Regions from separate parts of the Homo sapiens genome. Here region 1 is linked to region 2. Evidence: chromatin contacts called from ENCODE Hi-C or POLR2A ChIA-PET data. All regions are on one chromosome and are shown on one strand. Each heading gives the region's core, a stretch centred on a gene start or an enhancer-like site at or near the end of the contact. The rest is flanking DNA. Distances are from core to core; before and after follow the strand shown.

Region 1 (5,527 bases), core at 129-2,628, 180 kb before region 2:
CAGCTAATTTTTTGTAGCCATGGGGTTTTGCCATGTTGCCCAGGCTGGTTGGGAACTCCTGGGCTCAAGCAATCCACCCACCTTGGCCTCCCAAAGTGCTGGGATTGCAGGCCTGAGCCACGGTGCCTCGCTTGCATTTATTGTTAAGACCTGTAAGAGTGTTGTTGCTCTGGCGTAGATATAACACATCTGCGACTTGAGATTTTTCTATCAGTTAGATTTTTGGTGGTATATCAGATTGCACTTTCATCATTAGTAAACTAAGAAATTGGTTCAATTTGTTCTGTAGCAAATCAAATTCAAAGTCCACAGAGGCCACTTAGTTTGGACTTTTCATGCTCAGATCAAGAAACCAGTGCAAGAAGTTGCTCTTAAGTCAATTTTAAAATCTTACATATAGTTGTCAATGAGGATGTGGTGGTGGCTCTTTTACTCAGATTAGATGCTCTCTTCTGTTAACTTTTGACTTTCCTGAGCAGCATCTTTAGGGAGAGAGAGCCGAAAAGAATTCAGAAAAACTGTAGAAAAAATTGATTCCAGCCAAGTGAGGAGGTGAAGTCTCACTCTGGAATATGCAAGTTTCCAAGATATGGCTACCTCTCTCAAACATGGTTACATGTGGAAAGGAAACAAGACTCATGGAGAGTTCATTTTTTATTTGAAGAGCTATGAAACATGAAGAATGGCAGATTATAGATTTTTTAAGAAATCAGGTTGTTGCAGTTAGATTTTAAGCATAAACAGTCAACCAAGTTTACCAAATTTTATTAACCCGTAATATGCTCTGATATTTTGTGTTTTTTTCTTTCTTTATTTTATTATTATTATTTTGTTTGTTAAGATTTGAATTGTTGGCCGGGCGCAGTGGCTAATGCCTGTAATCCCAGCACTTTGGGAGGCCGAGGAGGGTGGATCACTTGAGGTCAGGAGTTCAAGACCAGCCTGGCCAACTTGGTGAAACCCCATCTCTACTAAAAATATAAAAATTAGCCAGGCATAGTGACAGGCTCCTGTAGTCCCAGCTACTCTGGAGGCTGAGGCAGAAAAATCGCTTGAACCCGGGAGACGGAGGTTGCAGTGAGCTGAGATCGTACCACTGCATGCCAGCCTGGGCGACAGAGCGAGACTTCCTCTTGAAACAAAGATTTGAATTGTTGAGAGCCATAGGACTGTAAATATAGCTGTGGTTTCACATTTTAGTATGTTGTAAAATTTGTACTTATGCAAGGAAATAACACTGAAATCTTACTCATTCTTAACAGGGTGGAAGAATGAAAGAAAAGAAAGATGAAAGGATGTTGAATCACTTTGCATGGCTGTATGATGGAAGGAAACGGAACTGAGAACTCCTGCAGTAGAACACGTGGATGGCTTCAACAAGATAATGATGCTAAGCCATGGCTTTGGAAATTCTCTAATTGCTTTTCTCGTCCTGAGCAGACGCTGCCACATAGTCCCCAAACGGTAACTATATGCAAGACTAAGGATGTAGCAGATTCCTCATCCAAATAGATGAGAGAGGTCCATTTGGTCTGGGATACAGTCTCTCATCCTAGAGTCTGTGCCACATTTTTCTGTAGATCTTGCCTGTATTGCCTCTTATACCACATTATAATGTGAGAGCACAGCACAATTTTTTAACTCTTCTATTTCACTTTGAGTAACAGTAGATGCCTTGAATATTTAATGTTAAAATTTGGGAAAGATTTCTTCCTCATTAAAGTCACAGGTAACAAAGATTAAAAATCCACATTGTGGAGTAAAATCAGAGGAAAATACAAAATATGTTGTATTTTACTGTAGCCCTCTTGAGTTTTGAGTCTATAATCTAGGAAGGGTTGGGAAGAGCTTATCCACTGCCTGTTTTTTATTTCGAGATTTCTCTTGAATATTTACTTCTCAGTATACATTTATGTCTCTAACTTCTTGCTTACTCATTGTGATTTTGACATTTTCTTTTTTTTTTTTGAGGTGCAGTCTTGCTCTGTGGCCCAGGCTGGAGTGCAGTGGTGCGATCTCGGCTCATTGCAACCTCTGCCTCCCAGGTTTAAGCAGTTCTCCTGCCTCAGCCTCCTCAGTAGCTGGGATTACAGGCCTGTGCTGCCATGCCTGGCTAATTTTTGTATTTTTAGTGGAGACGAGGTTTCGCCATGTTGGCCAGGCTGGTCTTGACCTCCTGACCTCAAGTGATCCTCCCGCCTCAGCCTCCCAAAGTGCTGGGATTACAGGCGTGAGCCACCGCGTCCAGCCAATTTTGACATTTCCTGACTTCATGCACTCATGTTACCACCTTTCTATTTCTTATTTTCTATTGTATGTGGGATTCAAGTGAGACTGTAATATAATTTTATATAAGGGTATTAACAACTTTTATTTGATTTTATTTTTTGAGACAGAGTCTCGGCTCAGCCCCCTAGGCTGGAGTGCAGTGGCACGATCCGGGTTCACTGCAACCACTGTCCCTAGTTCAAGGGATTCTCCCGTCTCAGCCTCCCTAGTAGCTGGGTTTACAGGCACTCGCCATTATGCCTGGCTAATTTTTGTATTTTAGTAGAGATGGGGTTTCACCGTGTTGGCCAGGCTGGTCTTGAACTTCTGACCTTAGGTGATCCACCCGCCTCGGCCTCCCAAGTGCTAGGATTACAGGCGTGAGCCACCGCGCCTGGCCGGGTATTAATAACTTTTTAAAAACCAGTTTAATTCTCTATTTTCTCTAGGTTTTCACTATATAGTTGTCTTTGTTGCAAGACATCAAGTAATTTGGGTCATTTTAGGAGTGTTTTATTTTAGAGACAGTTGACAGTGAGGGTTGGCATCAAAAGCAAGGCTTCCTGGGATGGGGTGGTAGATCTGGTCCTCATGGAGTCACACAATTCAGAATTACACGGTCAACTTTACAGATCTTGAAACTCAATTTTGTCAGTGGCATGCAGAATGGAGTAGGTTCAGGGGATCAACTCATAGTAAGCCTGCCTGTATGAGCCTGATCTGTATAAATCAGAATACCAGTGTGTTAATTTCAGTCTGAACTATAATTACCAAGAGGGCAGTTCATTGGCTGGTCAGCCCGTTGCTGTTATCTCCCTTTTAGGGAAAGTTTAGCTGAAAATTCACATTTCTTCCAGATGAGCCTATGCTCCCAGGTGAGTGTAGAATCACAGCAAAGGGAGTGGAATTTTAGGCGTCAGATGGACCCTCATATGCTGTGAACGGTGAGCACGTCTCAGTCACTGTAGCAGGGCCCCCTCTTCATCTTAATGTCTCTTGCAGTCAGCCTGTGAAGGCTGATGAATTCAGTCCCCTTTCAGTGGCTAGGTACTGTGCCAGGTGGTCTATGTGCTCTATCTTATTTTATCCTCCTAGCAACTCTAGGAGGTATATTGTATTCCCAGTTTATGGATGAGGAAACCAAAGTGTAGGTTAAGTAACTTACCCAAGGTCATACAACTATTGAGTATCAGATTCTAACCCAGGTCTCTGCCACTGATGCTCTGCTCAGAACCTTTGTAATATACTGGCTTCCTGTGTCTGTGTTGGAGTCATGTGGCAAACTATTTGTCTTGGATCTTTTTCTTGGATAGTTTTCTAATTCTCTAAATCTTTTCACTGGCTGCAATATAATTGTCATTATGGCTTTAGGTCATGATATCTTAGGGTTTATGAAATGTCATCAGCAACACGGATGGGCCATCTGGGTAGATGGCTGATCTCATCTGTGTTTGAAACTTTACTCTTTTCCTTTGGGGGATCTTACTAAAACCCCTTATGGCCTGACCACAGAACTATTAAGTATTGTCCTCAAACCACTGTGTGTGTTAGCCATCTTTATTGAATGCTGTTTGTGAGGGGTTGTTTTCATACCACCTATTTTGTCTTCAGAAGATTCTGTGAGGCAAGGGGAAATTACCAAAAGGAAGTTACTGAGGCATGGTGGCTGCTAAAGATGTAAACAGGCCCTCCCACCCCAGTCTGTTTCAATTCAGGAAGAATGTAGTCTTAATTTTAGTTGTGTGTTCCAGTGTTCATGTCCTGCAGACCTCTCTGAAGAATGTTCCTGGTTTTAACTAGCTGTGATTCCATTTTGTTCAGTTATGATTTAGTGATGTAACAGAATTGAACACTATTTCTGTTTGTGCATGCAGTAAGATATGAGTAACCAAAAAACCACGGACCTCATAAAATTAATTTATGTTCTGATTTTCTTTTCTCAGAAAGAGTACATGGAGAACAAGAAAGTTGCTGTGGAACTAAAGGATGTACCATCACCCCTTCATGCTGGCTCTAAGCTTTTTCCAGCAGTCCCACTTCCTGATATTCGTTCTCTTCAGCAGCCTAAAATACAGCTTTCTTCTGTCCCCAAAGTAAGCTGCTGTGCTCATTGCCCTAATGAACCCTCCACTTCGCCAATGCGTTTTGGTGGTGGTGGTGGCGGTAGCGGAGGTACCAGTAGCTTGATTCACCCGGGCGCACTGTTAGACTCGCAAAGCACCAGGACAATCACGTGTCAGGTAGGGTCAGGGTTTGCTTTCCAGTCTGCATCTTCACTCCAGAATGCCTCAGCTAGGAACAATTTGGCAGGCATTGCAAGTGACTTTCCCAGCATGTGTCTAGAGAGTAACCTGTCTTCCTGCAAACACCTGCCCTGTTGTGGAAAACTCCACTTCCAGTCATGTCATGGTAATGTGCACAAGCTGCATCAGTTTCCGAGTCTGCAGGGCTGCACCTCCGCTGGCTATTTCCCCTGTTCTGATTTCACAAGCGGGGCTCCAGGGCATTTGGAAGAGCACATTTCACAGTCGGAGCTAACGCCTCACTTGTGCACCAACTCTTTGCACCTTAATGTGGTACCTCCGGTTTGTTTAAAGGGCTCACTTTACTGCGAAGACTGTCTAAACAAGGTTCGTATCTTTTTATTTCTTAAGTTGGGTGCAGCTGAGGATTGAGGAATGACTTTTGAAGTGGATTTATCTTGAAAAGTATTATACATGGGGTTGAAGATTCTCCCATGGTATAGGGGAATCTCCCCATCAGCATAATTTTTGCTGGTTCTGAAAGAAACAAAGGGTAAGATGGGAGATCATTCAAAAAAGTAGAGAGTCATTATTTTTGTAGTTTATACTTTTAGAGCCTCTTGTTGCAAACAAGAGGTTGGCAAAGCCTTCGTGTTCTATGTTTAAAGGCTAAAGCACGATGGATTTTTTATAACTTACATTCAGCTTACACATGGGCCCATTCATGTAAGGTAGATAACTGCATGTTGTCTTTTTGCAATAATGTGGGAAACCTGAAGCTTGGCCTCAGTCACATTGGTGTTCAAGTGAGACTTTGCTACCCTTTATGTAAAATATGTGTGAGGTCTTCGTTGCAGCAGACTCATGCCCCAGAATGTAAAGATCTGACCACGTGAATATCTTTCTTGATCATGTCAAGTCACTTCTGGAAATGAATTTATGAACTGATAGCTAATGGTTCTTGGAAAGATTATTTGAAAGTCCTTTTTATTAGAGGCTAGCAAGTGGAAAGGTAA
Region 2 (6,332 bases), core at 1,979-4,478:
GGCATTTATACCTGGATGGCCATGATAGCAATGTCTGGTAATACTGAAAAATGGAAAACAACCTATTATCAGTGGAAGATTGGTTGAAGAATTTGTGGTATATTCACCTATTAGAAATACTTTGAGCAGTTAAAAAATTAAAAGAATTGATCTACATGTTTCAACATGCATAAATCCTGAAAACATGTTTAGTGGCAAAATAAGCTACCAAAGGAAATGTATAACAGGATATCACAGATTGTTTATGACTATGCACATAATACAGTAAAAGCAAATGTGGAAAAGATAAATACATATTAATTCCATGACAAGGGTCATTTCTGGAAAGAAAAAGGACTGAGTAGGAGTCTCCAGCTGAATCTTTAAGGTTTTGTTTTATTTTTCTAAAAAGGACTAATACAAAGATCTTAGGGCTGGGTGCGGTGGGTCACAGCTGTAATACCAGCACTTTGGGAGGCCAAGGCAGGCGGATCACCTGAGGTCAGGAGTTTGAGACCAGCCTGGCCAACGTGGTGAAACCCTGTCTCTACTAAAAATACAAAAATTGGCCTGGAATGGTGGTGGGTGCCTGTAATCCCAGCTACTTGGGAGGCTGAGGCATGAGAATCGCTTGAACCCAGGAGGCAGAGTTTGCAGTAAGCCGAGATCATACCACTGCACTCCAGCCTGGGTGACACATTGAGACCCAGTCTCAAAAAAAAAAAAAAAAATATATATCTTAGCATTGACCAAATTTGGATGATGGATACAAGGTGTCAGTGTTTGGGGTCGGTTTTGTTGTTTAGCTTTTTATTTGGAGAGAATTGCTGATTTATATCCGTTTGTATGTCAGAGAGGTCCTAAAAAACCTTCACCCAATGTTCCCCAGTGATGACATTTTGCATAACTGACCTTATTCAGATTTCACCAGTTTTACATCCAATTCATTGGTGTGTGTGTGTATGTGTGTGTGTGGTTCTGTGCAATTTTATCACATGTACAGATTCAGGTAACCAACCACCCCAATCAAGACACGCAACTGTTCCATCACACAGATCTTTCATTTGCTCAAGGGTGTTAGGTCTTCATCTATGCTGGCTTTGTCAGAGGCATTTGAACCAGAGTGACTCCATCTTGAATAAGGGTAAAATAAGGCTGAGACCTACTTGGCTGCAACCCCAGGAAGTCAGGCATTCTTAGTCCCAGGATGAGACAGGAGGTCACAAGATACAGGTCACAAAGACCCCACTGATAAAACAGGGTGCAATAAAGAAGCTGGCCAAAACCTGCCCAATCCAAGATGGTGTCAGAAGTGACCACTGGTCATCCTCACTGCTCATTATACACTAATTATGATGCATTAGCATGCTAAAAGACACTCCCACCAGCACTATGACAGTTTACAAGTGCCATGGCAACTTCTGGAAGTTACCCAATATAGTCTAAAAGGAAGAGGAATTCTCAGTTTCAGGAATTCCCTGTGCCATTTCCGGAAAACTCATGAATAATCCACCTCTTGTTTACCATACGATCAAGACATAACCACAAGAATTGTCAACCAGCAGCACTCGAGACTGCTCTGCCTACAGAGAAGCCATTTTTTTAGTTTCTTCTTTTTTAAAAAATTAGAGACAGGGTCTCTCTATGTTGGCCAGTGTAGTCTTGAACTCCTGGCCTCAACCAATCCTCCCGCCTTGGCCTCCCAAAGAGCTGGGAGGTATGAGCCACCATACCTGACATTCTTTGGAATCCTTTTTTTTTTTTTTTTTTTTAAGATGAAGTCTCACTCTGTCGCCCAGACTGAAGTGCAGTGGACCAATCTCAGCTCACTGCAACCTCAGCCTCCTAGGTTCAGGTGATTCTCCTGCCTCAGTCTCCTGAGTAGCTGAGATTACAGTCGCCCACCACCACACCTGGCTAATTTTTGTATTTTTAGTAGAGATGGGGTTTTGCCATGTTGGCCAGGCTGGTCTCGAACTCCTGACCTCAGGTGATCTGCCCGCCTCGGCCTCCCAAACTGCTGAGATTACAGGCATGAGCCACTGTGCGCGGCCTTGATTCTTTACTTCTCTAATAAACTACTTTCACTTTACTCTATGGAGTTGCCCCAAATTTCTTCTTGCACAAGATCCGAGAGCCCTCTCTTGCAGTCTGGATCAGGACCACTTTCCAGTAATAGTTTTATGCTTCAAGTTTTTTTTTTTTTTTTAAAGCATACACAAAAAGAACCCCAATTTTGCTTGATGATGCTGAGGCATCCCAACATTGGAAAGTCCCAGGTTCCAATGGATGGCACAGCCTCACAGCTAAGGCAGTTGTGTCAACAGCAGCAGGAGCTGGGGTGGGGATGGGGGTCAGGATTGGGGAGGGTTCCTTGAATATGTTCTCCCAAAGTGACATCTTTTGGGGAGCATGTAAGGTGAGAAGTTACTACGATTCATTGTTAAGGCTACACTGAAAATATATTAGAGGAGGCCACGTGAAAGCTACAGTCTCAGAGTGTGAGTAAGACCTCAGCAGTCAAACGACGAGGCAAGGGAAGGTGGTTAAAGTGGGGGGCATCTTTCTGTGTGTCTCCACAAAGCCCAACTCGCACAGGCTCCTGCCCAGCTTCTCATTCACTCTCCACACTGAACCTGACCACACTTCTGTGATAACAGTGGTTCAAAGGATGCCTTCAAGCGTATTTCAGGCCAGGTGATGTAGCTTATGCCTGCAATCCCAGGGCTTTGGGAGGCCAAAGCAGGAGGATTGCCTGGGACCAAGAGTTCAAGACCAACCTGAGTAACATAGTGAGATCCCCGCCTCTACAAAATATATATATATTTAATTGATTTAATTGGCCAGACATACTAGTGCACACCTGTGGCCCCAGCTACTCAGGAGGCTGAGGTGAGAGGATCCCTTAAGATGAAGAGTTCAAAGCTGCAGGGAGCCATGGTCGCACCACTGCACTCCTGCCTGGGCAACAGCAAGACCTTGTCTCCAGAAGAAAAAAAAAAAAAAGAAATTTATCCCAATGTTCTCTCTCTGACAGATCATTTTTGCTGCACTTTATATAAATGGAAACAAACTGGCCACCTGTAATGCTTTCCAGTTTTTGAAACTCTCCGCGGTTTACAGGCAAAGTCAGATTCATTTGCGGGAGGACTCTGCATTGTTGAAGGATCTAGTGCTGGTGGCGTTGGACTTCCTTGACAACAGAGGGACTGAGTAAGTCCAGCACATGTCTCCACTGACTAATCTTTCAAATCAATAACCTGAGTCACTGTACCTGACATTTACTTGTACAGCATGCCTCCTTAAAAGCATGATATATTTACTCATTTTCCAATTGCTTCTCCTCTCTCCATATCCCAGTAAACTAAATGTCTGTGCTCAAGCCCCAGGAGCCTTCTCTCAGACTCTTGAACGCTCTGTTGGGGCCAATTTCTGTTCGCATTCAGGCTGTTCCCTTCTCCAGGTCACTCCCCTCTCCGGCCTCCTCTCCCAGGTGCAGCTCCCTGTTCTGCAGATGTCAGGCTTTCTCCAATCACCTTCTCCCACTGCAGCCCAGGTTAACTCAGGTCCCCTAGTCATGTGAGCTCATGGGATCTTGGACTTAAGGCTGCCAGGTTTACAAATAAAAATGCAGGCCAGGTGTGGTGGCTCACACCTGTAATCCCAGCACTTTGGGAGGCCAAGGCGGGCGGATCACAAGGTCAGGACTTCAAGACCAGCCTGGCCAACATAGTGAAACCCTGTCCCTACTAAAAATACAAAAAAATTAGCCAGGCGTGGTGGTGGGCACCTGTAATCCCAGCTTCTCAGGGGGCTGAGGCTGGAGAATCTAGTAAACCTGGGAGGTGGAGGCTGCAGTGAGCCAAGATGGCGCCATTGCACTCCAGCCTGAGCAACAGTGCGACGCTCCACCTCAAAAAAAAAAAAAAAAAAAAAAAAAAAAAAAAGGCAGGACATCCAGTTAACTTTGAATTTCACAGAAAAAACAATTTTTGTGTAGGATAAGTATGTCCCAAATATTGCATGGGACATGCTTATACTGCAAAATCATATATGTTGTTTATCTGACATTCAAAGTTAACTGGGCACCTGTTTGGGGGAGTTTTTTGTTTGTTGTTGCTGCTGCTGTTGTTGTTGTTGTTGTTGTTTTGGTGAAACAGGGTCTTCCTGTTACCCAGGCTGGAGTGCAGTGGCCCAATCACAGCTCACTATAGCCTTAACCTCCTGGGCTCAGGTGATCCTCCTGCCTCAACCTCCCAAGTAGCTGGTACTACAGGTGCACACAACCACACCTGGCTAATTTTTGTGTTTTGTTTTTGTATTTTTGTAGAGATGGGGTTTGCTGTGTTGCCCAGGCTGGTCTCAAACTCCTGGGTTCAAGCAATCCACCTGCCTTGTCCTCCCAAACTGCTGGGATTACAGGCATGAGCTACCACATCCGGCCACATCTAGTATTTTTACTGGCAGCCTAACTGGATTTTTTCTGTCTGAGCACTTGCCACAGGTTAAAATTATATTTTTATTTGTATGATTAATTCTATGAGGACAATGGCTAGGTTGGTTTTGCCCGTTTTATTCCGGGCTCTTAGCACTGTGCTTTGGGTAGAGATCACATAGAATGAGTTCTGAGAGGTGAGTGGAGGGCGTGTGAGAAGGAAGCAGGGAAGAAAGAAGAAAGGAAAGAAGGTTCGGTAAGATGGGAACCAACGCAAAGTATGTTTTATTGATAACGAATTGCTTTTTGGTCCCAGGAAGCACCACACTGCTTTGTACTTATGTGACTTTGCCTGTTCCTTTCACCTGGTGAACTGAGCCCGGGGGTCGCTCCTGCCAGGAGTGATTTTGCTCCTCCCACAGCAAAATGTCTAAATGTCCCCTTGAATTGTGCTTCTCCCTGTTCCCAGGCTGGGTCAGAAGGCTCAAAGCCCCTGATGCGCCTAGCTTCTTTTTTTTTTTTTTTGAGACAGAGTCTTGCTCTATCACCCAGGCTGGAGTGCACTGGTGCAATCTTGGCTCACTGCAACCTCTGCCTCCTGGGTTCAAGCGATCCTCCTGCCTCAGCCTCCCGAGTAGCTGGGACTACCGGCATGTGCCACCACTCCTGGTTAATTTTTTGTATTTTTAGTAGAAAATGGGCTTCACCATATTGGCCAGGCTGGTCTCAAACTCCTGACCTCAGGTGCTTGCCTTGGCCTCTCAAAGTGCTGGGACTACAGGTGTGAGCCACTGCGCCCAGCCTGCACCCAGCTTTTTTCCTCTGATAAAGCACTTAGCATATTACATAATGATCTGTTACTGTGTCTGTCTCCTTTACCAGCCCACAAATTCCTTGAGGGGAGGCAGAATGTCTCATCCATTTTGGAAACCCTGTAACTAGGCAGAACTAATTAACGTTCAGCCAATATGTGTGGATGTGTTGAGCTGTGAAGTTCACTACCTAGTGTCAACGTAGCCTGCAAATAACAACCTCTGCTTTTGCCCTTGGCCACCTTCAGGCTGGTCTTGGCACATCATCACATCAAACACAAATGAATTAAAAAAATTAAAAAACGAAATCAACAGATCCTGCTCCGATAATGAGTAATGTCTTACTTTTTATTAAATGGTTTGTTGGGAGATGAAAAAGAGGGTGATTTTGCTCATCCCAGAGCAAAATGTCTAAATGTCCCCTTGAAGTATGCATCTGTTCCGTATATATCCACCCTGATACTCTCTCCCATGAATTTCCTCTGTATTTTTCCTCTGACCCTTCTCTAGCCAAGATGGTTCCCGAGTCCCTACCTACGTACCCAACTCCCATAACTTTAGTTTGGAAACTGTCTTTCTTAGGTAGGGTCATTTAGTCCTCATAGTACTTCTCTAATTTGAATCTCACCCATCCTCCCACTCAGAGAATCTTCAACCTACTCCAATAATTCCTGAGTTAACTTCCATAGAAGTTGGAGAAGGGTAGGGGAATTTTAAATTAATAATTAAGGCTTCCTGTCACATCAGAAGATGGTTCTTTCCATCCAACAGTAGAACTGGCACTAGAGTAGAAAACCATGCTAAATCAATGAGAATGTGAGATTTCTGAGATCAAGACCAGGATGACTAAGGAATGAGGTATGGCAAGAAGAAGACCAATTAAAGGAAAAGAGAATTGAGAAGAAAAGAAACTGTCTCTGGGCTGACAAAATTCCAAAGACCAGAAGCTCAGATGTTTAAAACGGGCTCTTAAACATCTTCCCTACACCTAAAAATGACAGTGCCTCTTCCCTCAGGATGTTTCCTGTTAGTGCTACTGTGATTTCTTTTCCCCATCAAGACCACCACTATGGTGCACTTCAGTATGATAACACCTTAGAATGGAG

What was found. A loop is a pair of places that touch in the nucleus more often than their neighbours do. ChIA-PET counts read pairs that join two places held with the same protein, here RNA polymerase II (POLR2A). Pooled maps may share reads with other maps.
Region 1: a map of sciatic nerve shows a loop between it and region 2 (4-fold over the local background). The contact joins two enhancer-like sites. A Hi-C loop is called at or near these places in 1 of 168 maps with a recorded cell type or tissue (sciatic nerve) and 1 of 50 pooled maps. POLR2A ChIA-PET finds 5 or more read pairs at or near these places in 5 of 52 experiments (BJ, HEK293, HepG2 and 2 more).

The regions. Positions count from the first base shown.
Region 1 is chr16:15,635,027-15,640,553 of GRCh38, reverse strand. MARF1 (meiosis regulator and mRNA stability factor 1) reads left to right here. Exons shown (of 27, transcript NM_014647.4): 2 at 1,263-1,464; 3 at 4,212-4,898. The coding sequence starts at 1,321. It overlaps LOC124903649 (a long non-coding RNA gene), which reads right to left. Exons shown (of 2, transcript XR_007065003.1): 2 at 4,756-5,048. Among named protein-coding and RNA genes, the nearest start is that of MARF1, 5.4 kb to the left of the region's middle. Within about 2 kb of position 1,378, at least 5 of the 41 ENCODE cell types and tissues checked have a DNase peak (open chromatin) inside an H3K27ac peak, as active enhancers do.
Region 2 is chr16:15,459,732-15,466,063 of GRCh38, reverse strand. The region is part of intron 1 of MPV17L-BMERB1 (MPV17L-BMERB1 readthrough); the gene reads right to left. The region is part of intron 1 of BMERB1 (bMERB domain containing 1); the gene reads right to left. Among named protein-coding and RNA genes, the nearest start is that of BMERB1, 28 kb to the right of the region's middle. Within about 2 kb of position 3,228, at least 3 of the 41 ENCODE cell types and tissues checked have a DNase peak (open chromatin) inside an H3K27ac peak, as active enhancers do.